Regions from separate parts of the Mus musculus genome. Here all the other regions are linked to region 1. A link is a loop called in an ENCODE intact Hi-C map of the cell type or tissue named here. Cell type or tissue: gastrocnemius. All regions are shown on one strand.

The links. A loop is a pair of places that touch in the nucleus more often than their neighbours do. Peaks named below come from ENCODE experiments on the same cell type or tissue, not always from the same donor. Only the 100,000 strongest peaks of a DNase experiment are listed, where the experiment ranks them.
Region 2: a loop joins it to region 1, with 3 times the contacts of the local background. A loop is called at or near these places in 10 of 42 quality-filtered maps.
Region 3: it touches region 1 in a loop (4-fold over the local background); 9 of 42 quality-filtered maps call a loop at or near these places.
Region 4: a loop joins it to region 1, with 9 times the contacts of the local background. A loop is called at or near these places in 38 of 42 quality-filtered maps.
Region 5: it touches region 1 in a loop (2.4-fold over the local background); 3 of 42 quality-filtered maps call a loop at or near these places.
Region 6: a loop joins it to region 1, with 5 times the contacts of the local background. A loop is called at or near these places in 38 of 42 quality-filtered maps.
Region 7: a loop joins it to region 1, with 2.8 times the contacts of the local background. A loop is called at or near these places in 25 of 42 quality-filtered maps.

Annotation. Positions count from the first base shown.
Region 1 is chr8:126,918,608-126,922,607 of GRCm38, reverse strand. No RefSeq gene overlaps it. Among named protein-coding and RNA genes, the nearest start is that of Gm31718, 12 kb to the right of the region's middle. In gastrocnemius, a CTCF peak has its summit at 1,533 (motif pointing right); a DNase peak (open chromatin) is centred at 1,564; H3K4me3 peaks cover 349 bases; H3K27ac peaks cover 2,077 bases.
Region 2 is chr8:126,662,608-126,666,607 of GRCm38, reverse strand. No RefSeq gene overlaps it. Among named protein-coding and RNA genes, the nearest start is that of Gm31603, 65 kb to the left of the region's middle. RefSeq lists an enhancer at 1-1,187. In gastrocnemius, no CTCF peak of the experiment used is centred here; DNase peaks (open chromatin) are centred at 928, 1,282, 1,889, 3,042 and 1 more place; H3K4me3 peaks cover 1,287 bases; H3K27ac peaks cover 4,000 bases.
Region 3 is chr8:126,734,512-126,738,511 of GRCm38, reverse strand. No RefSeq gene overlaps it. Among named protein-coding and RNA genes, the nearest start is that of Gm31603, 6.8 kb to the right of the region's middle. In gastrocnemius, a CTCF peak has its summit at 1,650; DNase peaks (open chromatin) are centred at 1,695, 2,283, 2,895 and 3,306; H3K4me3 peaks cover 1,901 bases; H3K27ac peaks cover 4,000 bases.
Region 4 is chr8:126,496,113-126,500,112 of GRCm38, reverse strand. Gm51605 (a long non-coding RNA gene) reads left to right here. Exons shown (of 2, transcript XR_003947621.1): 1 at 1-2,825. Among named protein-coding and RNA genes, the nearest start is that of Gm51605, 2.6 kb to the left of the region's middle. In gastrocnemius, a CTCF peak has its summit at 2,439 (motif pointing left); DNase peaks (open chromatin) are centred at 1,933, 2,399 and 2,857; H3K4me3 peaks cover 1,075 bases; H3K27ac peaks cover 2,277 bases.
Region 5 is chr8:126,564,293-126,568,292 of GRCm38, reverse strand. Gm39286 (a long non-coding RNA gene) reads left to right here. Exons shown (of 3, transcript XR_879365.3): 3 at 232-959. Among named protein-coding and RNA genes, the nearest start is that of Gm39286, 5.6 kb to the left of the region's middle. In gastrocnemius, a CTCF peak has its summit at 1,955; DNase peaks (open chromatin) are centred at 1,323, 1,493 and 1,986; H3K4me3 peaks cover 2,409 bases; H3K27ac peaks cover 4,000 bases.
Region 6 is chr8:126,481,519-126,485,518 of GRCm38, reverse strand. No RefSeq gene overlaps it. Among named protein-coding and RNA genes, the nearest start is that of Tarbp1, 8.5 kb to the right of the region's middle. In gastrocnemius, CTCF peaks have their summits at 2,335 (motif pointing right) and 3,694 (motif pointing left); DNase peaks (open chromatin) are centred at 2,350 and 3,676.
Region 7 is chr8:126,582,320-126,586,319 of GRCm38, reverse strand. No RefSeq gene overlaps it. Among named protein-coding and RNA genes, the nearest start is that of Irf2bp2, 9.7 kb to the left of the region's middle. In gastrocnemius, a CTCF peak has its summit at 3,636 (motif pointing left); DNase peaks (open chromatin) are centred at 1,590, 2,064, 2,504 and 3,626; H3K4me3 peaks cover 2,834 bases; H3K27ac peaks cover 4,000 bases.

The DNA of each region.
Region 1 (4,000 bases):
TGTTGCAGTGAGGAGAAAGGGTTTATTTAGTTTTCAGACCCCAAGTAACAGCCCATCATTGGTAAGAAATCAACGCCAGAACTTCACACAGCCAGTCATATATCACCCACAGTCAAGAATGGAGAGAAATAAATGTATATATTCTTGCTTTCTTGTTTGTTCCTGCTAGGTTTCTCTATTAGTATACAGTTTAGGAACCTCTGCCTAGGAATGGTGTCGCCCACAGTGGGCTGGGTCTTCCTGCATAGATTAAGACAATGTCCCACAAACAGGACAACCCGACGCACACAGTCCCCCACTGAGACTCCTTCCAGATGATTCTAGGTTGTTCCAAGTTGACAATCAAAGCTGGCCACCATAGGGAATGAGGCTTGAAGTCCTGCCCTACCGGGTCGCATATTTAGGCCTCAGAGCTGACTTTGGATCTCCTGGATCTTGCCCTGCTTCCTGTTTCCTCAGGCGAGGCCACCTCCTCAGAGATACAAGAGCGTCAGGACTTGAACCGTTAGGCATCCCCTCCCTCCTCATTCCTCTCTCAGTTACCTAAACATAGGACTGCTGAGTTCTAAGTCTTCTGTGGTGTGTGTGTATTGTGTGCAGGTGTGCTTGTGTACATGCATGTGTGTCCTTGTATATATGAAGGCCAGAGATCCATGTTGAGTGTCTTCTGTTCCTCTTCACCTTATTTTTCTAGAATATCACCAAGCCTGGAGCTCACTGTTCAGCTACACTGGCATCCCAGGAGCCCCTCTTGTCCTCTGCCTCCTTAGCACCAGGATGTTCACATAACACCATGCCATGCTCTCCCACCCCCACTTTCTCAAAATGGGTTCTGGGGACCTGAACTCGTGCTTGCGCAGCAAGGAATTCACCCACTGAGATATCATCTCATCCCATTCCTTTCAGTTTGAGACAGAGTTACCTGGTTCAGGCTGGCCTTGAACTTGTGACCAACATCTTCCTACCTATGGGACCAGAGAGATGGCTCAGCACTTGAAAGGGCTGGCTGCCTTTCCAGAGGACCTGAAACCATTTCCAGCACCTATACAACAGCTCACACTTGTCTGTTACTCCAGTTTCAGGGGATCTGATGCCTTCTCCCTATCATCATGAGCAGTAGGAGTACACGGTCATGGTGCACAGATATACATACTCAAAAAATACCCATGACATAAAAGTAAAGGAAGAGATTCCTCTTTGTACTCGGATCATAGGTGTGTTGTCTCATGCCCAGCTGAGACGGTGGCTTTTGTACTGATTCTTACAGAGATGTCTCCTTGTGTGCTGATGTTCCCAGCAAGCACTTGTGAGTTTGCTTGCCTGAATGCATGGAATTGATTAGACACTGTGCACATGCCCGGATGTATACATCTCTGATTATATTGCCAGGGATTGGCATTTACCGAACAGTTCAGAGCTCTAGGCTGGGGGTGCTTCTGAGTCCCTAGGTAAAGTCCCAACCCTTTTTTCTCTCCAGGTAGCTCAGGCTGGCACAGACATCCTGCACTGGCTCACTGGGCCACTTGATGGCAGTGTGAGAATTGAGAAAAGAGGCTCTTGTCTTGCAAATCTTAGCAGCTCTCTCCCAGTGGCCACTTCTACCTCTGCAGCCACCCAAGCCAAACAGAAAGCTCTCTGCTCAGTCTACCGCTGTGCCCTGCCCCTTGGCCAGATCCAGGCCTCCACTCACAAGCTCTCCGCTCTCCCCTTTCCTGCCCCAAGCTGACAGCAGTCCCTCCTGGTTTTACTTCAGATTTTTGTGTTTTAATTTTAATGTAATTTTTTTTTTTTTTTGAGACCCGATCTAACTCTGTAGACCAGGCTGACTTTGAACTCGCAGAGATCCGCCTGTCTCTGCCGCCCAAGTGCTGGGGCGATACACATGTGCCACCGCCTTCGGCTCTTTGTTTTTAAAGTGTTGTCATCTGTGTGTTTCAGAGTCCCTGGGAAGAGGAGCAGAAAATATTATAAGAGCTGGTGGCTTTAGAACAAAAGCAGAAGTGCCTGAAATCCTTCTGGCCAGGGAGGTTGTTTTCTGGAAGAAGGAAATGGCAGAGAGGGCAGAGGAAAGGCAGAGGTTGGGGGGCCAGATCATATGGGGGTCACTACAGGAGGGTGGGGGGGCAGGGTGTGGGGACCTGCTGCTCCATTGTTGGGGAATCTGACACTGGGTTGCATCTTAAAGGCTGTCAGTTCTTGCCTCCCAGCTCTGGTGACAAAACCCTGCTGGAAGGGTTAAGGGCATCAGCACAAGGGCTGGCCTCTGGTTTGTAAACTGGCCTACCAGCCTCCCTCCCTCCCTCCCTCCCTCCCTCCCTCCCTCCCTCCCTCCCTCCCTCCCTCCCTCCCTCCCTCCCTCCCTCCCTCCCTCCTTCCCTCCTTCCCTTCCTACCTGCCTGCTTGCCTGCCTTTTGTTTCTTTTCTGAGACAGGGTTGGTTTCATGTAGCCCAGGCTATCACTAAACTCCTGATCTCTCTTCTTCCACCTTCTGAATGCAGGGATGATAGGTACCTACCATCACACTTGACTAGTTTCTTCCTCCCATAGGCAGATGGGATGGCCAGGCATGCTAGGAGGCTGAGGCAAATGAATTGTAAAGGGTTAGCTTAGGCTACACAGTGAGTTCAAGGGCCAGCCTGGTTTTAAGAGTGAGGCCCGGTCTCAGCCATCACCTCCACCCTCACAAGAGAGATGCGTGTGAGAAGGCCGAGGGAATCCACAAGTTGCCCACATCTTTCTCCCAAGACTTAGGCTGACAGCACTGCCCTCCCACCTAAGGAGATCGCAAGGAGATAGGCTGTGGCTCCTAAGGAATTTGCTGTGGGAAAAAATATTTCTCCAAACGATGACCAGGAAATATTGTCCTGACCAAGGTTGCTGCATGTGCTATCTTGGAAGCATGAGCTGAGGACTGAGTGCTATGTGATCTTCAACAGGGCCCAGTTCTCAGGCTCAGAACAGCCACCCCACACAGGCCACTAAGACCTCACTATCTCCCTTGGTTTACATTGCCATGCTCTCCTGTAGGACAGCCTTGACCTTGAGCAGGACCTAGGCTGGCTGGCTCAGCCTGTATGGAGGTGGGAGGCCACTCTCTGCTGACTCAGACCTGGCCTAGGGCAAGTTCATGCCTCCAGCCTGTGAGTAACACACTGGTGTTTCAGCTTCAAAGGCCTTCCCAGGATTAACCAATTAGTCACCCAGGAGAGCCACAGTGCGGGTTACTGTTGTCTTCACTAGGCTGGAACTGAGGGAGGGAGGGAGTAGGATCTCACTGCAGAGCAGCAGCAGCAATGAGGTGTAGGGTGTCCCACAGCGTGGGAGGGACAGGATGAGGCAAGATGGAGTTGGAGCTGATCACTGAATGAGAGTGAGAGACCTGGGGGAAGTCTCCGGGTCGGGGAGTGGGGGTTCTGGAGAGTCATGGTTCCATGCAAGGAACATCCTTCTTGGGACTGGGGAGATGGCTCAGCAGGTAAAGTGTTTGCTATGTTAGCTTAAGGACCTGAGTTCAGATCTTCCACAGATTACAGATCTTCCACACCCATATAAAAAGCTGGGCTTGTTGGGTCACATGCCTGTGACCCCAGAGCTGGGGCTGAGACATGGAAGACAAGAAGAGCTTTAGAGCTCTCTGCCCAGCTAGTTTAGCCAAAGCAGTGATGTCTAGGTTCAGTGAGAAAGTGTTGCACAGTAGAGAAAGGCTCTAAAGTCAGTGTCTGGCTTCCATCCACACACGCACACAGATGAACACACTTAAACACACACACATGCACAGATGAACTCATTTGTACACACACATACACACACTCATACAGATGAACTCACACACAGATGAGCTCACACACTCTCACACACAGATGAACTAACTCACACACACACACATACACAGATGAACACACTTACACATGCACAGTTAAGTTATACCCATAAGCATACACTGACACAGATGAACTCACACACACATGCATGCACTCTCACACACACATACACACAGAT
Region 2 (4,000 bases), 260 kb after region 1:
TGGCGGCAAAGCTTGCTTGGCACCCTTATATGGTTTCCCATAACTCCCTGCCTTGGCCACCGTCCATTCCCTTCAGGGCAGCAAACGGGGATTAGCACTGCTTCAAGTTGTTTTTCTCCCCTTCGCTCCAACTGCTCCGGTGACATCACCCTCTGCATTCAAGTGCCAGCAGGGTGGCTTCTTTCTGTCCCGCCCCTCCACCCCAGTCCTCCATGGCTCTCTCTCCCTTTCCCTCTTCCTCTCTCTCTCTCCCCCTACACACACACACACACACACACACACACACACACACACACACACTTCCTGTAGCCTCCCTCTTCCCTCCCTCCCTTTTTTTCCTTTAAATGTAGTGTTTTAGGTCATTCCTCTTGTCCGGGGCTTTTTTTTTTTTCCTACTAAATTAAAAACACCCAGGCACTTGTGCATTTAGCTGAATCAAGCCAGACGCTGTATTTTATTTTTATAACTGAATTCCTGTGAGATAAAAATCTCATTTTCCTTAGTAGGCTGTAATCAGCCCTTGCAGAGATGTTCCAACTGCCCCATCTCAAAGCTTCCTTAAGCAGCTCCACAGAGAGATGAACTTGGCTCTTTTTCAGGTTTAAAGGGGCCCCAAGGCCGGTCAAAGGCTGTTTGCGACACACTCACACACGCAGACTCATGAATGCTTCCCTTGTCGTGGAAATGTTACCGAGACCGCCGGACACACAGTCAGTACACACTGACTGCTGGACACACAGTAGTACACACCGTGTCCCTCCCCTTTCCAGAAGGAGAATAGGTGAGCGAGTAAAGCAGCTTCCGAAAAGACTGGTTTCAACTAGCAAGTGCCAGGCAGTGTTATGCAACTCACGGCTAGGTTCGTGAAAGAAATGGAGGTTTGCCGACTGCACAAATGGTCCCCCCCCCTTCTCCCCGCCCCGCTCTGATTCATGAACTAGTTTTCTGATTCATGAATCACTCGGGAGCCAGCAGGAGAAAAAATGAATCCTATTGATCTCATTTCAGTTGAAATGGGCTCAGCAGGCCCATTGCTGGCCGAGGATGGCTGGCCAGGGCCAGACATTCACTCCCAGCCTCCTCCTCCGTCTGTAAGCAGGTGCCTCCTATAGCACTATTAAAGAGATAGAACATAATCTTCCGCTACAATGGTCGTCAGTGGAAAGCCACTGTCCTGGTTGTTCCCTTGTTGGGAAATCTGTCAATGTCTATTGTTGGTCTTAATTTATTTCTTTTGAGATGGGAGAGGGGCACGTGGTTTGTAGCCCAGGCTAGCCCGATCCATTTGGCACCTCTTTCGAGCATCATCTTATTTTAATGTCTTTTCTGAATTCCGGTGAAGTTTATTGTTACTCTTGTGCTGGGGATGCTACAGGGCTTTGTGCACTCTCGGAAGCATTCCATCACAGAGCTATAGCCTCGGCAGACTCCTTACTTTTTATTTGGAGATAAAGTCTCATTGGGCTGTCTAGACAGGCTTTCACCTCATTCTGTTTCCCAGGCAGGCTTTGAAAACGTGCAATTCTGCCTCTGCGTAGCTGGGATAACAAGCCTGGAGACTTCTGAAGTAGAAAGTCCTGTTCTGAACCAGTAAACAAATGGCTTTCCACCCCCTCCCTACAGCCTCTTCAGCTAGGAAGGATTCTAGGTAATGCTCTGTCTTATGTAAGGGCAAGTTGGCCATGGCTGACTGTTCAACTCTATGAATGGGGGGGGGGGGGGCTGGGGGAGGATGGCAAGGGAGAGAGACTGAGATTGGATAAAGTCTGTCTTTCCTTCCAAAAAGAAATGAAGGCTTTGTCCTTGGTAGTCCAAGAAGCAGAAATTGAGCCTGAGGCCAAAGGCAGATGGAAAGACGCCCTCCCCACCTCCTTCCTCCATCCGTGAGCTACCACTTGGTGCATGCCTTGTGAAGTACCTCTTCGTCCAGCTGGTAGTATTCTGACCAGCACTTTCTTTGGCTAGTTGGTAGCACCCTGACCAGCACCTTTGTTGGCTAGTCTCCACACCTACCCTTACTCCATCCAGTCTCTGGGAAATTAAGACAGCTGGCTGGGTTAGGCACACTGGTACTCACCTGTGATACTAATCCTTAGGAGACTGAGACAGAAGGCTCGCTGTGGTTTTGACAGCAATGGACTATGTAGTGATGTAGTGAGTTCAAACCCAGCCTGAGGTACATGAGGAGCCCCTGATCCAAAAATAAATACCTATTACACACATACATTAGGTGAAATACCTAACACACATACCCCTCACATCTGCACCTGCACACACACACACACACACACACGAGAGAGAGAGAGAAAGAGAGAGAGAGAGAGAGGTATACACATACACAGACACATATACCTCAAGCAGCTGCAGCTGCACACACACACAGAGGCATATCCACACACACATCTGTACCCACATACACAGGGAGGCATATACATATCTGTACCTGCACACACAGAGAGAGGCACACACACGAGCACACACATACATATATGCTCCCACAAATCTGCACCTGCAGACACACACACACACACACACACACACAGAGAGAGAGAGAAAGATAATAAACAAACAAACAAACAAACAAGACACTTGGCCAGACACAGGCCTTTTAGAAACTGCACAAAAGCTGACATCTGAAAGAGAAAAGGACTGTGGCTTCCAGTAAGGAATTTTGGATCCAAGTGTGGAGAAATCAGCTTCCAGCCCTGGACTTGAGATGCACCTTAGCCCTGAGATGCATTTCACAAGAGTCGAAGCTTGGAGGAGGTCACCTTCCTCCTTTTTATTACACATTGCCCAGAGGAGGCCTGGGAGACAGGGAAGGAAAGCAGGCGAGTATGAATTTCAATCAGCAGTCAGTCCAAGGAGCCTCTTGCCCTCCTGAGGGCCCCGTGAAGGTGCCTTTCATCCCGACTCCTTGGGCTGGCTGAGTGTGATCAGCCACAGCAAAGGCCTGCAGGTCTCCAGGTCTCCGGTTAAAACTGCACCCAGACTTGCTGCTTAGCCTTAGAGCACACCGGGCTTGGCAGCTGGCTCATGTTTTGTATTGTTGTCTTTGATTTCACCCTCCAGGACATCCCCCAACTCCTGTGATCAACCCGAGTCCCTAGAACAGTTTTATGTAACACCCACTCGGCCAGCCCCAGCGTCTCAGAGCCTTGATTCCAGCATCTTCCATAAATCTGGCAACATATCAAAACCTCTGTTTCATAACACACTCAAAATAGGATTTTCTACTAACATGACAAGCCCAGGGCTTCTTGTAGGGGGGGCGGGAGTTTTATGAATCATTAATAGTTAAACAGAGATGTGCCCCACCTGCCTGTCTCTGGAGGATCAGGATAAAGAGGAAGATAGGAAGACTGTGGTCTACAGTCTGCTGGTTAGTGAACAAGGGACCTTCTCCAAGAATTTGCCAAATAATCTCAAACACATTGAGCATCTTACTCATGCTTTAGAAACAGAAAAAGAAAAAAATTACCTTCCTGCTGCCTCCTCCCCATTCATGGGGAGTGCGGTTTCCTTTTATTTATTGCCAGACACTGACAGTTGCAGACTTAACCCCCGACTCTCCTTTGAGGAGAGCAGCTTCCTGTAAGAAACACCTTAGATCTGGGCCCCACCAACTGCATGATTGAACTGCACTTGGGCATAGCGGATGATGGAGAGAGAGCAGAGACAGAAGAGAGGCTGCAGCTACCCTTATAAGCCCTGTACCCGCCACATCCGGCCCTGGTTTAGATTATGACTGGGAAGGGTGTATCCTCCCAAATACCATTTGCAGCCTGTTTAGGAGCCCTTCTTGAAGTTTCTTCCTCCTGGATTCCATTGTATCACACTGTCTCTGCTGGTACAGCTGTGTCTCCCTTCCCTGTCCTGACAGACAGACAGACAGACAGATAGACACACACACACACACACACACACACACACACACACACACTGTTGGTGTCCTTGTGCAGATGACCCCCAGGGCGTCACTTCACAACAGTGGAAGCCT
Region 3 (4,000 bases), 180 kb after region 1:
GTGGACACTCTCCTGTCTCAGGCTTTTGATTTCTCACATCGGGATCTTGTCAATGTGCTCCTGTCTCAGTTCTCCATCTCCAGCCTGCTTCCTAAGCTGCAACAAGACAGTTGTTGCATCTGGGCCTGATGGTGCCCTCCCTAGCTACCTAGGAGGTTGAGGCAGGAGGTCTGAAACTTCAAGATGCACCTGGGCTATAGAGTGAGTTCAAGGTCACCTTGGATGACTTAGACCCTGGCAAAGCCCAAATCTGACCTCAGAGCCAGTTTCTGATACCACAGAGCTTTGCTGTGAACCACCTCAGCCATTCAGGGGTGCAGTAGTTCTCTTGGTTTTGAAATTCCTTGTTTCTGTTACATTTCAAGTGCCTATCACAAGCTTCTTCCTCTTCCCCAAAGACCCCCAGGAATGGGACCCAGCCTCCATGACCAGGAAGCTCTTCACATTGTTTTGCACACAGAATGTGCCCCATATGTGTAATGGTTTCAGTAAGGGTTTGTCTCTGACCTGCAGAGACTCTGTGGCAACCATGCTAGCAGAGAAACACCCTGGTGGAGTCTGGGGGCTGTCTATGACAGGCAGGAGTGTTGGTCCTGACTCTTGGACTTGCTGCAGGAAGCTGTTGGGTGCTGAGAAATTTCTCTAGGACAGAAATGAGAACCTGAAGGAGGGGTAGCTCTGGAGCCTGGCAGGAGACAGGGTGTGTACAGATACAGCGGAGTGGCCCCAAGGTGTCATCTGCTAGTAGTGGCTTCCTCTAGCCTGGGCTCCCCCTGCTCTCCAGAGGAACCAGAGAATAATACCTACAAGGGAATGAATGAGTCCTGGTCTTAGCTGTGGGAAATTAGAATGAAAAGGGCCACTAAAATCAGGTTTTCTTGCAATGTGCCATGCTTGCGATGCTGTTTTTCACAGTGTTTTTATACAATGTAATGGAACTAAGAGAAAGAAAGGAAAACAAACACAGTCATCAACAACATCAACACATACACCACACATACACATATACACACATGCACACAAATATACACAATGCACATACACATATACACAATGCACATACACATATATACACACATATACCACAATGCACATATACACACATGCACACACACACACACACACACACATGTACACACACATATACACAAACATACACACATACACACATACACACACACACACACACACACACACACACACACACACACACACACGAGCATATAAACACAAATGCATGTCCCCAGCTCTGAGCATGCATGAACTTTAAGGTCTCCCATCCAGCTTTCTGTGCACCTCCTTGCATGGTCAGGTTCCTCTGGCTGACCCCTCTAGCCTCCTAATTCCTCTCCCAGATCCACGGTTTTCCATCCTAATTTTTATGGTGTTTCCCAGGATTAATGGTTAACGTACTCATTTTTCCCCCAAGCTCTCCCTTATCAGCGACTGTTCCGAGTAAAGATTAACTATGCTTAACAGAAGCACATTAATTAATCATCTACAGACTTTGAGCAAATTATTCTTGGTCACCTCCTCCTAAAGGTCTCATCCATTTGCAGCTGACCTTCACCAACACCCGGGTCTAGAGACTCGGGGAAAAAGCCAACCTTAGGAGAACTGATGAGCCGAGGGAGGTCACGAAGTATTGACAGTGGGTGACGCTGCTGTTCTGTGCTTTTTAACTCAGCCACCGTTGTTCCAGGACCCTATAAAAGGACTGGGCTGTGCCTCTTTAAAAAAAAAAATGTTTTGCAAGCCAGGCCTAATCTACGGTACATTCTTTGTTGCTGGGAGACTCGGAGTGGCTGTACAAGCTGTTCTTTCTGGGAATCATAGTTCAAAGTGTCCCGACCCAAACACACATGTTGTCATTGTGCCTGTCCTTTGAGTGGGGCTGGGACATCCGACTTAGCAAACCTCTCCTGAGCAAGCAGGCCCAGCAGCCAGGATCCACAGCCAGCAGGGTGGCTCCAGGCTCCCACTGCAGGGAGGGGCCTCCTAAAATGAGGTGGAGGCTTCTGCCCAGGGAGCTGAAGGAGGAAGAGGAGGGGAGAGAGGAGGGGTGTTTCCATAAGGGTCTCTCCTGGCACGGGGCTGCAACAGTTGAGCCCAGGTTGTGCCCAGGTTGCAGATGGAGTGTGGCCAGCGCAGTCAAGTGTCCAGAGGAGCATTGTGGGAAAAGGCCTTCATCCACTCTGCACTGGAGTAGCTGCAGAGCCCCGTGAGGGGAAAGCCAGGCCTGGGTCCAAATTCCTGCTCTGTTTGGCTCGCTCTCCTTCCTCCTTGGAGAAGACCGGAGTGGAAGGGAGAGGTCGTTCAGAGGGGGACCAAGGCCTGGAGCCTGCCAGACTTATTAGGAAAGATGTTGTCGGGGTCTTGGCAAGCTTTCTCCATCGTCCCGCCCCAGCATGACTGGTTCCTGTCACCCTGGCTGACTCCAGCCAGCCCAAGTGCCTCGCTGCCCCACATTCAAACATTTCCACATTAGGCCACCACCGGCACGCCTCCCTGGCAGTGTGGGAGGCGCCTGCTGACCCGGGGTGGCCTCGCCTGCCCTGCCTCCCCTGCAGGTACAATTGCTCTTTTCTGGGTCAGCCTTGTGATCTGGTGTCCAGGCACTTGGCAGAATTTAGCAAATGTTCCTCAGGGCTCTGTTTCTTGGTTACACTATTCACACTGACACCCTTGGGACTGTGGGGGAAGGGGACCGCTGTCTCCATCTCCTGTCCTGCCCTGGTTAGAGAGCCGGGTTGCCCAATCTGCTCTCTCTTGGAGGAGGTGGGAGGCTTTACCTCCTTTGTGGATCTTTAGCCCCTTCCCTTCCCGTTGGCCTGACCTCTCTTTTGGACCCTGAGCTGGAGGAGAGGTTACTATTCATGACGTACAACCACATATGGGCTTGTGCAGCCAGACGTGGCAGCCTCGAGCCCACGTGACTCAGAGCAGTTGAATCACAGCCGCACCAAATGGAGCTGGACAACTGTGCCAGCCGCAGGGTGGATTTCGAAGAGTTCCTTTAGAAAAAAAAAAAAGTGAGCGGTCTCACCTGTTCAAGCAATAATATTCCAGAGGAAGTGTGTTCCAGTAAAATATGATCTAAAAATAAATTGCACCTGTGCGTTTTGACCTTTATAAACATGGCTACTAGAAAATGCCATCTATGTGATGGGTGTCATATTTCAGTCGGACAGCACTGCCTGACAACTGTCTCCACAGTAGTGTGGTTTCTTCCAGGCATGTGGCCTGCTGAGGGCTGGTTCTAACCCCACCCCACCCCATCCCCCAGGTCTCCCTGCTTGCTGGCAGCTATAGGCTTCTCTTCCCACTGGGCATGCTCCCTCCCTGCTTTCTCCGTGGCTTCTGGCTGCTCTTCAGAGCCCAGGGTTAGTGCCCCCATATAGGAAGCATCCTCATCCACACAACCACAAAAGGTTTTGTCCACTTGGCTGTCACCAGGATAGTCTGTTGTCGAGGGCAGTATCCAGAGTGGAGCATACAGGACTACATGTACGCTCACCACACATGGGTGAATGACCCACAGGCCAGAGCAAACCCAAATAGGACTAGAAGCTGGTCTTATTTATGTTTCCACTGTGGGAGGCAATAAATTATTAACCTGAGTCAGGATATTTTGGTTGCTGTAGGGAGCGCCTGCTTGGTACTACTTAAAAACAATCAGGGGTGGGATGGGGTGAGGTGGGGTGTTGAGATGGCTAGGGAGTAAAGCCATTTGCTGTCAAGGCCAATGAGCTGACTTTGGTCCCCAGAACTCCAAGGTCAAAGGATAGACTCACCTCCTACAAGCTGTTTTCTGACCTCCACACACATGGAGTGACAAGCATGCCCTGTATATAAATATGTGTAAGGCAAGAATTGGAAATATTTTTTTGGAAAAATTTCCTTTATAATAAGCAAATATTTTGGGGGGCTGGGGGCTGGGCAACAGCTCTCCATATAGTCCTTCTTCACATCGAACTTGCTCATTTTCCCGTCTCTGGCT
Region 4 (4,000 bases), 420 kb after region 1:
TCCAGGCTCTCTGAATCCTGAAGTCTCAGTCTTCCAGCTTCAGCCTTTGACTTCATATATGGTCACATTTATTTAGCTTTCATCGTAGGGAAATTCTGGAGGGCTTGGGGAAATGACTAGGCAGGCAAGAACATCTGATGACCAAGCTTGAAGACTACGGTTCAAATCTCTAGTATGCGTGTAAGAAGCTGGGCATAGTCACACTTACAGGTAACCCCAGTGATGTGCAAGATGGAGACAGGAGGATTACCCGGGCTTGTCTACTGCCAACCTAGCTCTGGATTCGCTGAGAGGTCATCCTGTAGGGGACAAGGCAGAGAGTGACAAAGCAGGACACCTGCCTTCCTCCTCTGACCTCTACATGTGCACAGGTGTACAAAGCAACTAACACATATGTGTAACAACACACACACACACACACACACAGACACCAGGTCCATCTTGACTATGAAGTTCATGAGTCTATGAAACTTTGGTGCTGAGAGATAAACCCAGACTTTGAAGTCAGACTTATGCCAACTACTAAAGCACGTGTGACATTGGGCAAGCCAAGCTGCCTCGCCTCTCTAAACATTGGTTCTTCATGTGAGAGCCCAGGTGTGGATCTGGGAGATGACTTAGCTGGTAAAGTGCTTGCCCTGCAACCATGAGGACTTGAGTTTAATGCCCAGAATCCACACTAAAGAGAAAAACAAAACAAACACATACACAAAAAAACCTAGAAGTGTTGGCTTACACTTGTAGTTCTAGTACTTGGGACTTGGACTTTGGTGATTTCAATATGCTTGCCCCAGGGAGTGGCACTATTAGGAAGTGTGGCCTTGTTGGAGGAAGTATGTCACTGTGGGGGTAGGCTTGGAGACCCTCATTCTAGATGCCTGGAAGCTAGTCTCCTGTCTGCCTTTGGATGAAGACTTAGAACTCTCAGCTCCTCCTGCAACATGCTTGCATGAATGCTGCCAATGCTTCTTGCCTTGATGATAATGGGCTAAACCTCTGAACCTGTAAGCCAGCCCCAATGAAACGCTGTCCTTACAAGAGTTGCCTTGGTCATGGTGTCTGTTCACAGCAGTAAAACCCTAACTAAGACAAGGACTCAGGTAGATAGATCCCTTGGCCTCACTGGCCAGTCAGTCTAGTCTGCTTGGTGAGGTCAGATCAAAGAGTCTCAAAAAAATAATACAGATAGTATGAAGAAAGGACACCTGGGATTGCCTTCTGGCCTTTCACACACATGTATACACATACAAGCAACACATACACACAGGCACCCATAGGCATATGTGCACACATACACTCACACAAAAGGTTCAAAGCCAACTGCCAAGCATTGCCCCGAGTATGGAGCATGAAACTGCTTATATAACATATGGGAGAGAGAGAGAGCCTGGTGCGGGGCAGGTGCCAAGGTAAATATCCGATCCAGCTGCTCTCTATCCACTCCAGTTTCTGATGGGTCAAAAGCACAGCCGGTAATAAACACAATGTTGCCTCTGTCTTCGCTTCCTTTCACTCCTGGGGTCCTGCTTCAGACAGAAGGAAGCAACAGCAAATATCAGAGAACCCTATTGAAAGTGTCACTCATCCATTGAAACGTCCTTTCTATTCAAGAATGTGATGATTAATTATTCATTGCTTTTGGAGTTGAAAGCAAGGACAGGGCTCTCTGCCTAAAAGCCAGAGCTTGACAACAGTAGATTTTCAACGGCCAGATTTTGGTCATGGACTGGTTCCTATGGGATGGACCCCAAGTCTCAGATGTGCAGGGCCGAGAGGCATGCAAACTTCAAATGGAGCGATTGCTCCGTGCCCTCCGTGCCTGCGATGGATCTCTGGGAGTTAATTCCCTGCATGGGTGGCCCGAGTCCTTTGGCCTCCAGCCCCATGGCTCATTCCGCCACTCTGGGCAAGCAGTAACCGCCCACCCCAGTGCAAGTCTTTCTTTCACGGCTCATGGCATGAACAACTCATTAATTCTCCAGGGCCGAGGTTGGGGATTACGTCAGTCTTACACCCCACTGTAAGTGGTCTAAATGCCAGGGTAGCCGTGTTTGCAGGGCTGCATTCGTGCCAGGGGTGCAGATCTATCAATACATAGTTCTGAAATATGCTTCTCTTCCATCGGGTGTGCTTCTCCTGGGCAGCAGATTTCAAAATGGAAGCTCAGTGCCTAGCCAGAACGCAGGCTCGGGAGCGCCTGGAGGACTCTTCGGGCCTCTTCAGGGTAGGTGAGATCTTGCTTGCTATGTCCCCAGGAGGAACAGGAGGCAGAGCTAAGCCAGGCGGTGTGGAGTTTCACACATGTCCCCAAAGACGAGCTTCCTGTGGTGTAGACACGGGACTGCTGCGGGAGGAGGGGGAGTGTCGGGCAAAGGAGGCACAGTGACACATTTCCTGAGGCCCTGGGCTGTGAGCCTGCACAGCGGGGACAGAGTGCCATCTGGTGGTCACTGGCTAGCATTGCAGGTACCATCCGGGCCTTTTTCTCATTAATGGAGAACTCAGAGGGAACTCATTTGGGCTTTTTAAAGATCTGTTTCAAAACACCAACGGAAGACAAGGAGGTCAGATGTGCCCGCTCCTACTCATCATTATACCTCCGGATACTCACTGCCTCACATCCTTCTTGAACCAGACAACGACTTCAATGGCTTCAAGGCCAGTTTTGTTTAGTTTTTAGAGACAGGGTCTCAAACTTGCTATGTGTTCAAGAAAGACCTTGAGGTTTTGGTTCTCCTGTTTCCACCTCCTGAGTGCTTGAATTATAGAGGCACATCATCACACCATCGTGCTGGGGATCAAACCCAGGACTTCACGGCTGATAGGTAAGCATTCCAGCAACTCAGCTGCACCCCAGCCCCAGGGCCAGCACTTGACACGAGCTTACAGCTCTGAGAAGTCTGCCTTGCCTTACACCCTCCCAGACCATGTTCTCCCTGTCACGACTCCACTAACACTTGAGCACAGGAGTCCCTGTCTCACCCCTGCCTGAAACATATGTACATTCTTCTCTAGTCTGCTGAACCCCACACTTTTCAAACTCCACCTGTGGACATGTTGACACCCTCAGAACACCAGCCTCATGGGTGTTCATGCTGATAGACCAGATCACAGACCATATCAAGAGCCTCTGATACCTGGAGGAGGCCTGACATGTGACCAAGTAGCTGTGAAGATGGCTCTGGCTTCGGTAGTCGTGTCCCACACGATGAGTGATTCAGTTAACATTTTCTTTGTTCTGGGGCTAGAAGTCTGAGGTTAAGGCCTTCTTAGAGTTGGTGTCTTTGGAGGCCTCCCAAGGGCACGGTACAACCGTTATCTCTCCGTGTCCTCAGTGGTCTTTACTCTATGACTGCCTGTACCCTAATCTACTTCTTATAAGGACATCAATCATGTTGAAATAGGACGTATCCTCCTGACTGCTTTTTATCTTAGTCATCTCTTTGAAGGCCTTGTCCCCAAATGCATCCATCTTCTGAGGAAATGATCTTCTGGGGATTAAGACTTGAGCATTGTGTTGCCTCTGCCCCTGGTTACCCAGTAGACTCGATGGGGGGATCCTATTGCTGAAGACATCACACACATAGGCTACTGGAAATAGAGAAATCAAGTTAGTAGGGACCAGGAAGCTTCAACCCTGTGGCCAGCTCTCAGTACTGAAAGGCAGTCAGGGCTAACATGTCACCAATTATCTTTTCAAGCTGAGAGCCCTGTGAATAGCAGTAATTGTTATGCTATTGTTTCCAGTTGGACTTGGGGCCAACTCCACAGGAGGAGACAGATGTCTGGTACCACAAATCTGTCCATGTGCTGTGGTCAGGGAGCCCCAAAGATCCCAGAGAGAACATACTGCTTATTATTATACTAAATAATCAAATTGCCCTTTAAGATTTATTTACTTACTTTGTATGTGTACATCGTCGCTGTCTTTAGACACACCAGAAGAGGGCATCGGATCCCATTACAGATGGTTGTGAACCACCATGCAGTTGGTGGGAAT
Region 5 (4,000 bases), 350 kb after region 1:
ATACACAGGCTAGCCCACCACACACACATACCACATGCTCACATGTATACACACACACACACACATCACATTATATCACATCACATCACATCACATGCACAATGACTGGGTAAGCTCAGAACAGCTGCTCAGAAGTACAGGCCTGCAGAACAAAAATGCTCCTGCCAACAGGGATTTTATTTTACAACTTCCAAATGCTAAGAGAATCCTTCCATTTTTTTCCCCTTACAGGTTTAGAATTTACACACTGAATGGCCTGCCTCTGGGCTGCCCCAGAGGGCCCTGCCAGCACCTGGAGCTCCAGATCCCGCCCAGTAGGCTTACAACCTGAACTTTCTATTTCTGAAACCCCATTTCCCAGGAGGCAGCACTCACTTTGGGCCACACACTTCTGAGAATGATTGCATGTGTCAGCTGCTAAGTCACATGGCCTTCAGCCTGGCCCCTTCCAGAGGGTGACAGAACTTCTGTTGGAGCAGATGAATGTTACTGTCATAGAGAGGTTTGACACCCCTTATAATGCCACCCAAGGCTCACCACAGTCACCCAGAAGTACAGCTCAGTCCCGTCACAGTGAATCAGTGTCCTGATGCCCCTGGGTCTCCAAATACCACTGGAAGAAAATTAATGGAGCGTTCTGCTCCTTCCGTTTAACACATCAAGGGACTGGCCCCCTGATGAAAATGTAGTTTAATTAAGATAATCGCTCCCGTTTAAAGAGAGCCTCAAAGCAAGAGTTGAGTCTCCTTACTTCCTTTTTTAAAAAATAAAGTCTTATTTTTAACTATGTGGATATGTGTGGATACCTGCATGTGAATTCAGGGAGTCTCGGAGACCAGAGGCATCAAACCCTCTGGAGCTAACATTACAGGTGGTTGTGAGCCTGAGGCAGGTGCTGAGTACCAAACCTGCATCCTCTGGATGGGAGCAAGCATTTGTAACTCCAGAGCCATCTCTCCAGCTCTTTACTGTCTCTGTGTGTCTGTGTGAGGAAGTCACAGAACTTACAACAGCCTCTTCCACCTCCTACCAGGTGGGTCCAGAGGGCTGACTTCAGATGTCAGACTTGGCGGCAAACATTTTCACCCACAGAATCATCTTGTCATCCCAGGTCTCTTCATTTCCAAACCAGTGTCGCCTACCACTCAGAGCCAACCTTCAGTGAACGGCATACTCACTCTCATTTTAGGAACAAGAAGAGGGAATTTACTGCACGTGGAAATGAGGAGCAAGCAGCGAGGAAGACAAAGGCCCAGAGCCCCCGGGTCCTGGCTTGCAAGCTGCTCGCATTTGCTCCATGTCTGCAAGCTCCCAGGAGCACACAAACATCCGCAGGGAAGAATGCTTCCCAGCATGCATTTCATGAATAGGGTGGCTTGTGTACTCTGCAACGCTGGAAATAGATCCTCACCGTGGAATGTGGAATGTGGAATGGACAAACGAAGGAACGGAGAATGTGGCCGAGCTCAGCAAGGCGGGACTCACCCCACACACAGCCCCACGCTGGCACGCTCTCTGAGCTGTTTGGAAGCTTTTTTTTCCCCCTGGGGCTCAGAGCATGGTGGTACAAAGAGCCTTGTGTTATGATCTCAACACCACTATTAATATCCTGTGGCCCATTGAGCCCTGATCCCTTGGCTGGGGTTCTCCCAACATCTCAAGATGAGAAAAGTAGTCCGGCTAGGGGGAGGGAGGGAGACAGGAAGGCAGGGAGAGAGAGAAAGAGGGAGAGAGGAGAGAGAGAGGAGTGCTCTCATTTACTGCCCTTGAGTCAAGAATTTAGAAACATGACCACAGCCAAAGCCTCAGAGGCCTCGTATCAAATGTTGTTATTTTTGGGTAGCTTGAAAATAACGCTGGTTGTGGGATGGGCAAGGTGCCCCAGTGGCTGCTGCAGGAAGCAGGAGCGGGTAGAAGCTCTGCAGAGAGAGGGTCATGTCACTATGGGCACAATTGCCCCGCTGGCTCGGCCTGTTGGGCTCCTCTGAGGAGAAGCTGAGGAGCTACACTCTCACTGGGTTCACCTCCCCCACCCCTGCCCCTCACCCCCCATGTGGGCTTTAGGGTGGTGACACTTCCCTCTAGTTTCCCCAGAGGCAGCTTGGCACAGTGTCCACTCAGATGACTCTGGGTGAAGAAACTTGGTGAAGCCTAGCTGTCCCTCCCCTGGAGTGTCTTTATTTAGACAGCTTTCCCCATGACCGAGAGCTCCCTCCCCTCTGTAGGAAATATGCCCACAGTGGGTATTTTTATGCTCCACCTGCACTGGGTGAAAGGGAACCCTGGTTTAAGATGAAAGGGAACCCTGGTTTAAGATGTCACTGATGATGCGTCTCTCTCCTCGAGCCCAGCAGAGCTGTGTCCAGGTCACAACTGAGGCTCTTGTCTGGGAATACAACTCACTCACTCTGTCTCCCCAATCTCCATGCCTGGTCATCCTGCTTGGACAGACCATACCAGACACAAACACACATTTACATAACAAACACAATGCACACACACATTTACATAACACACACTGAGGAATAAATAATAAAATCCCACATCAGTCCCAAGAACCCTTCCTTCTGTAGAGTACACGGGACAAATGGAAGTCATTGCCTCTGAGCTGCTGGCACATTTGGTGCCCTGAGAACGTCCTCCACTCAGTGACCATGTGCAGACATCATACAGGGCCAGGAGGTGGTTTATGGAGAGCCACTTGATGTTCAGAGCCCAAGAGGGTGGTGTACGTCATAGATGAGGCCACAAGGAAGGTTCTCCTCCCAAACCTGCTTTCTCGGGCTCCGGTGAAGCTACTGTCCTTTCGAGTGTCCTCTGAAGAAACAGATGTCCACTTCCTCTTCTGCTCCTATGCTGCCCTGCTGGCTCCCTCCATTAAGCCTCCCAGGCTGGAGCTGGGCAGCTGCAGGGACTTTCCACTTCCTCAGGCACTCACTGTCTTCATGACTGTGCCCATGAATCCTGTGGCAGTCACATATGCTCCTGGTTGGATTTGTAATAAGCTGAGACTGTCCATGAAAGCTAAATAATAATACCAACCCAAAACCTGATCATAATTACACTCTGCAGAAATTAGGTGTGTCCCGTGTAGACAGTGCCTACCCTGTAGACAGTCCACTTCACCCCTCTGTGTGCCCACTGGGAAACCTGTTAAAATCCAGAGTGAACCCAAGGCCCAAGCATTTCTGATAAGCATGGAGTGGACCCTGCTGCTACTGTAGAGGGCCAATGTTTCTGTGGGAAACGGTGGAACCCTATGTCCTTGAGGACCTAGACTGTGCCTGATTTGACCTTGATCCCTTTGTGCTCAGCACCCCTCCCCCTAGGGCATCATTTACACTTCCAGTCCCTACTGACAACATTCCTGAGGGAAGCATCCCAAAGGAGGGACATTTGTTTTGGTTGGAACACCAAACATCTCAGTGGGGATGACATGGCTGCTAACGTCTGCGTTGCAGGAAGATCCTGCTCAGCTTGTTCGCATCTTGCTGAACACAGAAAACTCCACCTGGAAGTGGGGCTAGGCTGTCCTGCTCCGAGACTGGCCTCCAGAGACTTCCAACAACCATGCCACCTGCCCCAAGGGTTCTATAACCCCTCAAGAGAGTGCTACCAGCTGGGGACCAAGTATTCAAACACGCGTGCCTGTGGGGACATTTCCTGTTATCCACATTGACTGCTTAACCAAACCCGAGGCAGGAGGTGGTGTGTAGGTTGGGTGGTGAGGAATCGTTCATTCAGTAAAATGTTGCCTCCCAAGCATGTTTGAGCTGGATTCCCCAGAACCCATACAGAAATCCTCAATACAAACAAACAAATTGTGAGTCCCTGATAACAAGATACGCGTGCACATACACACGCCAAAGGACACAGTTGAAGAGATTGTGAAGCCAGGCTGGTCCACTCCCCTAACACCCTTCAGTCCTTTAGGCAAAGCAGAACTCTTCATAGGCTCTGTCTACAGACACTAGGCACTGAGGGAGCGGCTTTCATCTTA
Region 6 (4,000 bases), 440 kb after region 1:
ATAGAGAATATATATTATATACTCCAGATTATGTATATGTATATGTGTATGTATTAGTCAGGGTACTCTAGAATCACAGAACTTATGAGTAGTCTCTCTATAGTAAGGGAATTTGTTGATGACTTACAGTCTGTAATCTAGCTCCCCAACAATGGTCAGCAGCAGTGTGAATGGAAGTCAAAGGATCTAGCAGTTGCTCAGTCCCACAAGGCAAGCAGGCAAAAAAGAAAGAGTGAATCTTTCTTCTTCCAATGTCCTTATGTAGGTCTCCAGCAGAAGGTGTGGACCAAATTAAAGTTGTGTGCCACCATGCCTGGACCTGGGACTTGCTTTCTCCCAGATGAACTTGAACTCAGAGATCTCCCTTTCTTAATCTTCTGGGATTCATAGCCACTGTGCCTCAAGATCTCCATGCTGAGATCCAGGTCAGAAACTTGTATCTCCCAGCCTCCAGATTAGGATCACTGGCGAGCCTTCCAATTCTGGATTGTAGTTCATTCCAGATATAGTCGATTTGACAACCAGGAATAGCCACTACAGTATATGTACATGTGTATGTGTATGTGTAATATATAATGCTATATATGTAATATATAATACTATATATGTATATGTGTAATATATACTATATATGTGTACTATATAACACTATATATACTATATATTCCAAATATAGTATATATACATTTAGATACACACACACACACACACACATGCACATGCACACACACCCGTGTGCACACACATACACATTTGATTTGTTTTTTGAAGACAGGTTCTTTCACTGGCCTGTAGACTACTAGGTATGCAAGGCTGGCTTCACTGACTGAGCCATCTCTCCAATCTCCATATAGTTTGTTTCTGCTTTGACTCAGGACTCTAGACTGATGAGGGATAGGCTTCTGTCATTGTCTGTAGGTTAACACAGGCTTTTGTAGTCTGTAGGCTTGCATGGTAGACTTGCAGAGAGAGAGAACAGTGTCTGGGACAGCAACTGCTCCAACACAGTGCCTAGCATGTCACAGGTCCCCAGGCACTTGCTAGGTGTCCTAGTGAGGGTGTCTATGGCTGTGAAGAGACACCATGACCACAGCTACTCTTACAAAGGAAAACATGTCATTGGGGCTGCCTTACAGGTTCACAGGTTTAGTCCATTGTCATCATTGAGGGAAGCATGGTAGTATGTAGGCAGACATGGTGCTGGAGAAGGAGCCAAGCATTCTACAGCTGGATCTGCAGAAAGCAGGAAGAGCAACAGCAATGGACTTAGCTTGGGCATATGAAACCCCAAAACATACTTTCTCCAACAAGACCACGCCTCCCAATAGTGCCATTCCTTAAGCAGTCAAACATGAGCCTATGAGAGCCATTCTTTCTCAAACCACCCCTCTAGGGCACCAAGGCTCACATTACTTCATCTTTCCTGACATCCATACCATTCCCAACCTGTGAGTCTGAGAAGTGCTAAGACCCCACACCGTGCTGCTGGAAGGTGGTCCAGCTGAAACCATCAGTTAGTCCTACAAAAAACAACCCCAGGGCCTCCTGATGAACCCCTCTCATTAGAGAGCTGTGTGTAGGTGCTGAACAGCCTGGCCCTGCTCATTCACCAGGATGTTAATATTTCCCACGCGGTCTGCTTCAAGGCATAAAAATAAATTGCCCAGAGAGTACTCATGCTGATTATGGATTTTCACTGAGAGCAAACAAGATCAAGCATGCGTGTACCTCCACATTTCCCTCCAGGCACTAGGCTCTTCCTTGCAAAAAGACTTGAATGGGTTCTTAAGATTCTCTTCCTACCCACTGCCCTTTAAAGCTTTCATTCAGACCACCTCCTTCCAATTCCACACACTTCTAGAGACCCCTGCTGTGACGGGGTCTCTCAATGGATGAGATGCTCAGAACTTTTTGGGTGCTATCAGAACTGGTCAGGAGGTAGAGCTTTGTGTGCACTGGGGGAGGGGGGACTCGAGGGAGAGTGGTCTTCAATGTTTCTGTGTGCATATATATTTGTGTGGATTGTGTGTGTGTGTGTAGGTATATGTGTGTGCACATGCACAGAGGTCACAGGAGGGAGGCAGATGTCTTGCTCTGACACTACTGAGACAGTCTCTTGCTGAAGCTGGAGTTGTTAGTCTGGCAGCCAGCAAGCCCCAGTGATCCTCCTGTCTCCACCCACAGAGGAACAGGGTTACAAGTGGACAATGCCATATCTAATTTTGTTATGTTTGTGCTACTATTGAAACTCCGGTTCTCATATCCATCGAGTCTGTCCTTTCTCCAGTCCTGTGGTCTTCATAGAGCAGGCTCGTGGGGAAGCGGTCATTTCCAAGGCAGCCTCTAGGTGGTGCTGCTCAATCACATCTTTGCACTGAAAAGATATGCAACTAGGGCACCCTGGGCTTGAGTTAAGGGCCACGTACCTCTCTCCCATTCCAAAGGTGCCCATCTTTTCCCCAAGGCTAGGAAGGTGCTGGCACAGGGTAAGGGAAGGGAAGGGGTTGTAGGTGGAACTGCCTGTCTATCACAATTTAGGTGCACAGAAACAGGGCCATGCAGAGTAAATTTGCCTTGATCAACTGCTTCATATAGAAAAGTTAACTATTGAACTGGTCCATTTAGCTAACAAAATAGGCTTGCAAAATGGGTTTCCCCCGCTTCTTCAGAAGCACCATCTCCAATGTGGCTCCTGGTGGTGAACACCTGTGACCCCAGCCAGCACTCAGGAGCTGGAGGAATGGTGATCGGAGGTTCAAGGTCATGCTCAGTTACAGAGTTTCAGGACAGCCTGGGCCGCATGGAACACTGTCGCAGAAGGTGGCAGGATAGGGGAAGAAGAGGAGGAAGAGAAGGAGAAATAGGGGAGAGGAGAGAGGAGAGGAGAGGAGAGGAGAGGAGAGGAGAGGAGAAGGGAGGGAATAGAAGGGGAGGGGAAGGGAGGGGAAAAGGAAGCAGTTATTAGCTGATAAGAGAAAACTGACCATGGTTAGAAGGACCACAGATGACTAATTGAAAAACCCGGTATTTTTAAACTGAACTTCATGACATTTTTGCCAAAGATGGTTTTCTCTTTTTACTTCATGGCATCTAGTGAATGGACTTTTCAGCACTGAAGACTCTTGGAACTATTGTTATTTACCAGGGTTCTCCACAGAGATAGATGCTGAGTGTGTGTATGTGGTGTGTGTGTGGTGTGTATGAGTGTGCATGTGTGTGTGTGTGTGTGAGTGTGTGTGTGGTATGTGTGTGTGTGTGTGTGGTGTGTGGGGGGTGAGTGTGTGTGTGCAGTGTGTGTGAGCATGTGGGGGTGTGGTGATATGGGAAGAGAGTAGTATGTAGGGTGTGGGGGTGTGTGAGTGTGTGTGTGGTGTGGTATGTGTATGTGTGTGGTGTGTATTGTGTAGTGTGTGAGTGTGTGCATGTGTGTGTGGTGTGTGAGGTGTGTGTGTATTGTGTGTGGGCACATCCCAGTATATGTTGCCCTTGTGACTTCTAGGGAGGGAGGCCTGGAGAAACCAATCCCAGAAGATTTCTAAGCTCCCCTACCCTTCTTAGAATCTAGAAGGAAGCAGTTGCAGCCTCCAGCTGCAGACGTCTGGTGTGATTGCTACTGTCAATCTTTCCAACTGTGACTGAGCATTTAGGTGGAAAGCTTGGGACAGGACTCCATTGTCAACAGCGCCACCTTCTGTCCAGTGAAACTCTAGCTTCTAAACAGATTTTTCTTTCCTTCTGATCTTGTTTTAGATTGTACAAGTGCCCTGCATTCCTGAACACACATGCACCCCAGATGTACACATTAAAAAAAATATTTTCCAGTGCCCCTTCAGTTCCATGCGCCTCTCAGACCAACTTAGTCCGTGCTGTGCTTCGACATCATCATCTTCATCAGAAGCAGCTGAGGCCGACTCGACAGTGATCCACAAGATCAGACCCAGACCTCCCCCATGGAATGATGAGGACAGAAAGGCCCATAACACCCCGTAACTCCCTTCCT
Region 7 (4,000 bases), 340 kb after region 1:
AAGGCACTTGATACCACACCTGGTTTAAAAAAAAAAAAAAAAAAAAAAAGTGACCTTTTATTTTTAATGAAAAAGCCAGTAGAATGACTGTTGGCATGGTGTAAGTTTTTTCTATGACAACACCTTAAATGTGTCTGGGGGAAAGTAAGAGGCTGGCCCTCTATAATGTACACTGGCTCAAAAATCAAAAAACATCCTTTGATTTACCCCCAAAACATTAGAAACTCCTCTAAGATAGGTTAGATCCAGAGACCAAGATGACAGGATTCCCAGTGAGAATTCAGAGAGCATCAGGTACTGGCTGGCCTTTGAATGGGGCTGTAGAACTGGGCTGGTAAAATACGCAGTGCACCCTGCACGGTGAGCTAACACATCCTGTGTAGGGTGACACCACCACATTTGAATATTTCTAAATATAGTGTACATTTTGTGCAGAATAACTTGTTACATAATCTGGAGATCTTAACCACTCTTACTTAGCAATTAGTGATTCTAAGGAAGTCATCAGTATCATTAGCAGTTCAGATGCTCACCAGGGGAACGGGGACGGGGCACAGATGAGTCAAGCTTTGCTGGATGAGCGTGGAGGCAAGACAGATATTTAGGTCACTGCAGATTTCTCTGCCACTTAGTAAACATCTTTCCTGCCGCAGCACAGCGTCTTCCGAACTGTGTGTGTGTGTGTGTGTGTGTGGTGGCGGTGTCTCCAGGAAAACAAAACAGAAACAGCATTTTCAGCACAGCTAAGGGCCTCCATTTATTTTAATGTTGGTTGGTTTTGTTTTCTGTAGCCCTTGCTGCCCTGGAACTCTATTGTAGGAAAGACTGTCCTCGAACTCCTGGAGATCCAGCCTGTGCCTCCCACGTGCTGGGATTAAAGGTGTGCACGACCACCTCCCAGCTTTTGTTGTTTCTTTTTTAAATGAGACACAAGTTATGTTCTCTTATAATTTTTAAGTATGCTATCAAGAGATCTGCAGAACACAGGAAGGGCTATTGGGATCCACCTGAGTTATAACCTTATAGCCATCCATCTTGGATTGAGTTGCTACTGGGAAAAGGTTGCTGGGAGTTGCTGGGGGTTGAGGGAGCGTTCCACCCAGGCTGTTACCCCATTTTGTTATTTGTGCTGCCAACAGCAATTCAATTAGCCGTTTTGGGCGATAAAAGATAAAGATTTATTGTACCCCATATACAACTGAAATCAGAATTTCACAGGCAGGTCACAGTCGTTAGGGACTGTTCTAATAAGCACCATATGGGTGTCTGTACCATTCTTTTAACAACCCCAAGCAGGCACCTCAAGCTACAGCCACTTGTGAGGTTAGGGTCAAAGCCACTGGGTAGAACCCTTTTCTTGGCCAAGGGCACAGTGGACAGGTTGGTCCACAGAGGCTCCCCTACCTACCATGAGTGTGGGAAATAAGAGTAGAGGCTAACTCCACACACGAGAGAATGGAGTGTCCTAGAATTTATAAACCGAGCCACAGCAGCCTTCTGACCCAGGAACTCAAGACGGGCATGCGCACAATGCATGCATTGTGCAGCGCACACAAGGGCCATGCTTTGGCTGAGCATCAAAGCGGCTGCGTCCTGTTGCATCTGCGCACAATCGCGGAGCCCGGGTTGCATCGGGCGGGGTCAGGCTGGGGCTCTTCCTTTTCCCCTTTTAACTTTGCGTGGCAGTTTGGGAGCAAGGAGTGTTTTAAAAAGAAGCCTCCGGTCCAGCCAACCCCAGTCGCTTTTACAGAAAGAAGTGAGTCAGGCCCACGAGGAACACATGGAATTGAACTCGCCTCGTGGAGGGGGCTTCCACTCCCTCTCATACATGACCGCAGATAGGCACGTGGAGGCTCCGGTGTGCCCACTGCGCGCGCGCCCTACCCTGTCCTACTCTGTTCCTGCTCCACGAGCCTCCACCACGTCCCACGCGCTCTCAGCTCCACTCTGTACCCCCACGCCCCGCCCCACTCCGCGGTCCTCGCCCCAATCCACGGACCGCTTCCCCACTAGGCAGTCCCCTCTCCGTCCCGTGCGTCCCGCCCCACTGCACGGGCGGCGCCCCGCGCCAGCTGCGGCGCTAAAATTAGCGTCCCGCGCGTGAGTTGGCGCCCGCAGGAATGCGCGCGCAGGCTGGAGCTGCGCGTGCTGCACCAAATAAAGTCAAAGGCTTGTCTGGCGAGGGGGGGGCGCTGGCGCCTGGGGCCCCGAGGGTCACACGCGGCTGCTTTAGTCGCCAGCGTGTGCTGGGGGAGGGGGGGAGGTTGGGGGAAGGAGGGGGATTTGTGAAGTTTACAGAAGCCTCCGGACAAAAGCTGCCCAAATGTCACTCCGTTTTTGGAAACCATCATTCCGGGGGTGAGGGTGGGGGTGGGGGGCGAGGGGGGTTAGGGCTGTAGCTATAATAAGCCAAATGTTTCATGCTGATGCTGTAAACATACGTGTCAAAAGGACGTCCGTGTGAGCAGAGAGCATACCCATGCTGGACCATGTTCAAAGTGCAATTGGGAAGCAATCCTCAGGACACAGTCCACGCGGGAGCTCCCAAGTCTGATCAGGCGCTCGATCAGCTGGCTGTCCAGTCGGGCATAAATAATGTAGAAACAATTTAAGGCCAGAGAGCGCGTTTAAGGTGCTACCCAGTTAACTTCACATTTTTCTGAATTATTCAGTTTAACGCTCTGCAGTACTGGGGTGGGGGTTGGGGGGAGAGAGAAACAAAAATAAGCTCCGTGTTATTTTATTTATTTATTTTTTTTTAATTCTCTGTCGAGTGTGGTGGCTAATGCCTGGAATCCCAGCACTGTGGAGGCAGAAGGGTCTTAAGTTCAAGACCAACCTGCCCTACATAGCGCATTCCTGTCTCAGAAGGAATACAGTGTGTGTGTGTGTGTGTGTTTGTGTGTGTGTGTGTGTGTGTGTGTGTGTGTGTGTGTGTGTGTGATGACATTTCTCTCTCAGCAGTCTTGGAGCAGATTGTGCCTATCCTGGGGAGATAGGGACCTCCCTCATTCAGGCCTTAGTGACAGCTTGCCATTGCTTCAACAGCGATTGCAGCACATGGATGGGACACTGAAGAGGTTTGTGTGTCTAGAATCCTACTCACAACCTGCCTGGAGACTTGGCTCGCACCTTGAGAGGCAATTGTGATGGAAATCAAAGGCACACTGAGCACACAAGGCTTCCTGGTTCAAACTTCTGAGAGAAAGTTCCTGTTCTTTCCCTGTGGCTGTGTGTCTACAGCCAGAGGCTGTTCTCATGGAGACACAAGAGAGTTCTGTGCTGAGACCTGAAGTTTTAAGTTCCATTAGGAACGCACCTCTCTGCCTATGCTTCACACAGCAGTTGCCACACACAGGGCTGGGGAATCTTCCTAGACTATGAGCATCTCATGGCATCATGTACACTTAGTTGTCTTAATGATTAAAACAACAAAACAACGAGTATTCACCCCATAGAGGAGCTAAGAATCAGGCAGTCTCTGTGACAGGGTTCTGATCTGAAAAGGCACTAGGTGTGTGGCAACAGGGTGCTTGCTGGGTTACACCAAATAAATATTTTCCGTTATTATGTGAACGTGGGTAACAAGGAGTCCCTCTGAAACACTGGAGAGCAGGGCGCCCCCTGCTGTGCTCACTCCTGGAGAGCAGGGTTCTACAGGGCACCTCCTGCTGGGGACCAAAGGCTGATTTTCATTGGGTATCAATACTCTACCCTGTGCAGGCTTTCTTATTTCATCAGTGACCTTAGAGAATAAATGGCGCCATTGGAAATAAAATAAAAATACGATCTGCAAATAGAAGAGGTGAATACTTTCTAAAAATAATCCGTTCAGAGGTATTCATGGACAGTCTCTTGAGCATATCATTAGGCCCACAAAGCAGCTTGACATTGACCCACCTGTGACTTTGGAAGCAAGGACTGCATTTGTGTGGTTGTGGGGGGTGGAGGATTTTAAATATATTTTCTAAAAGCATTAACAAAAAAAAATAAATGGAGG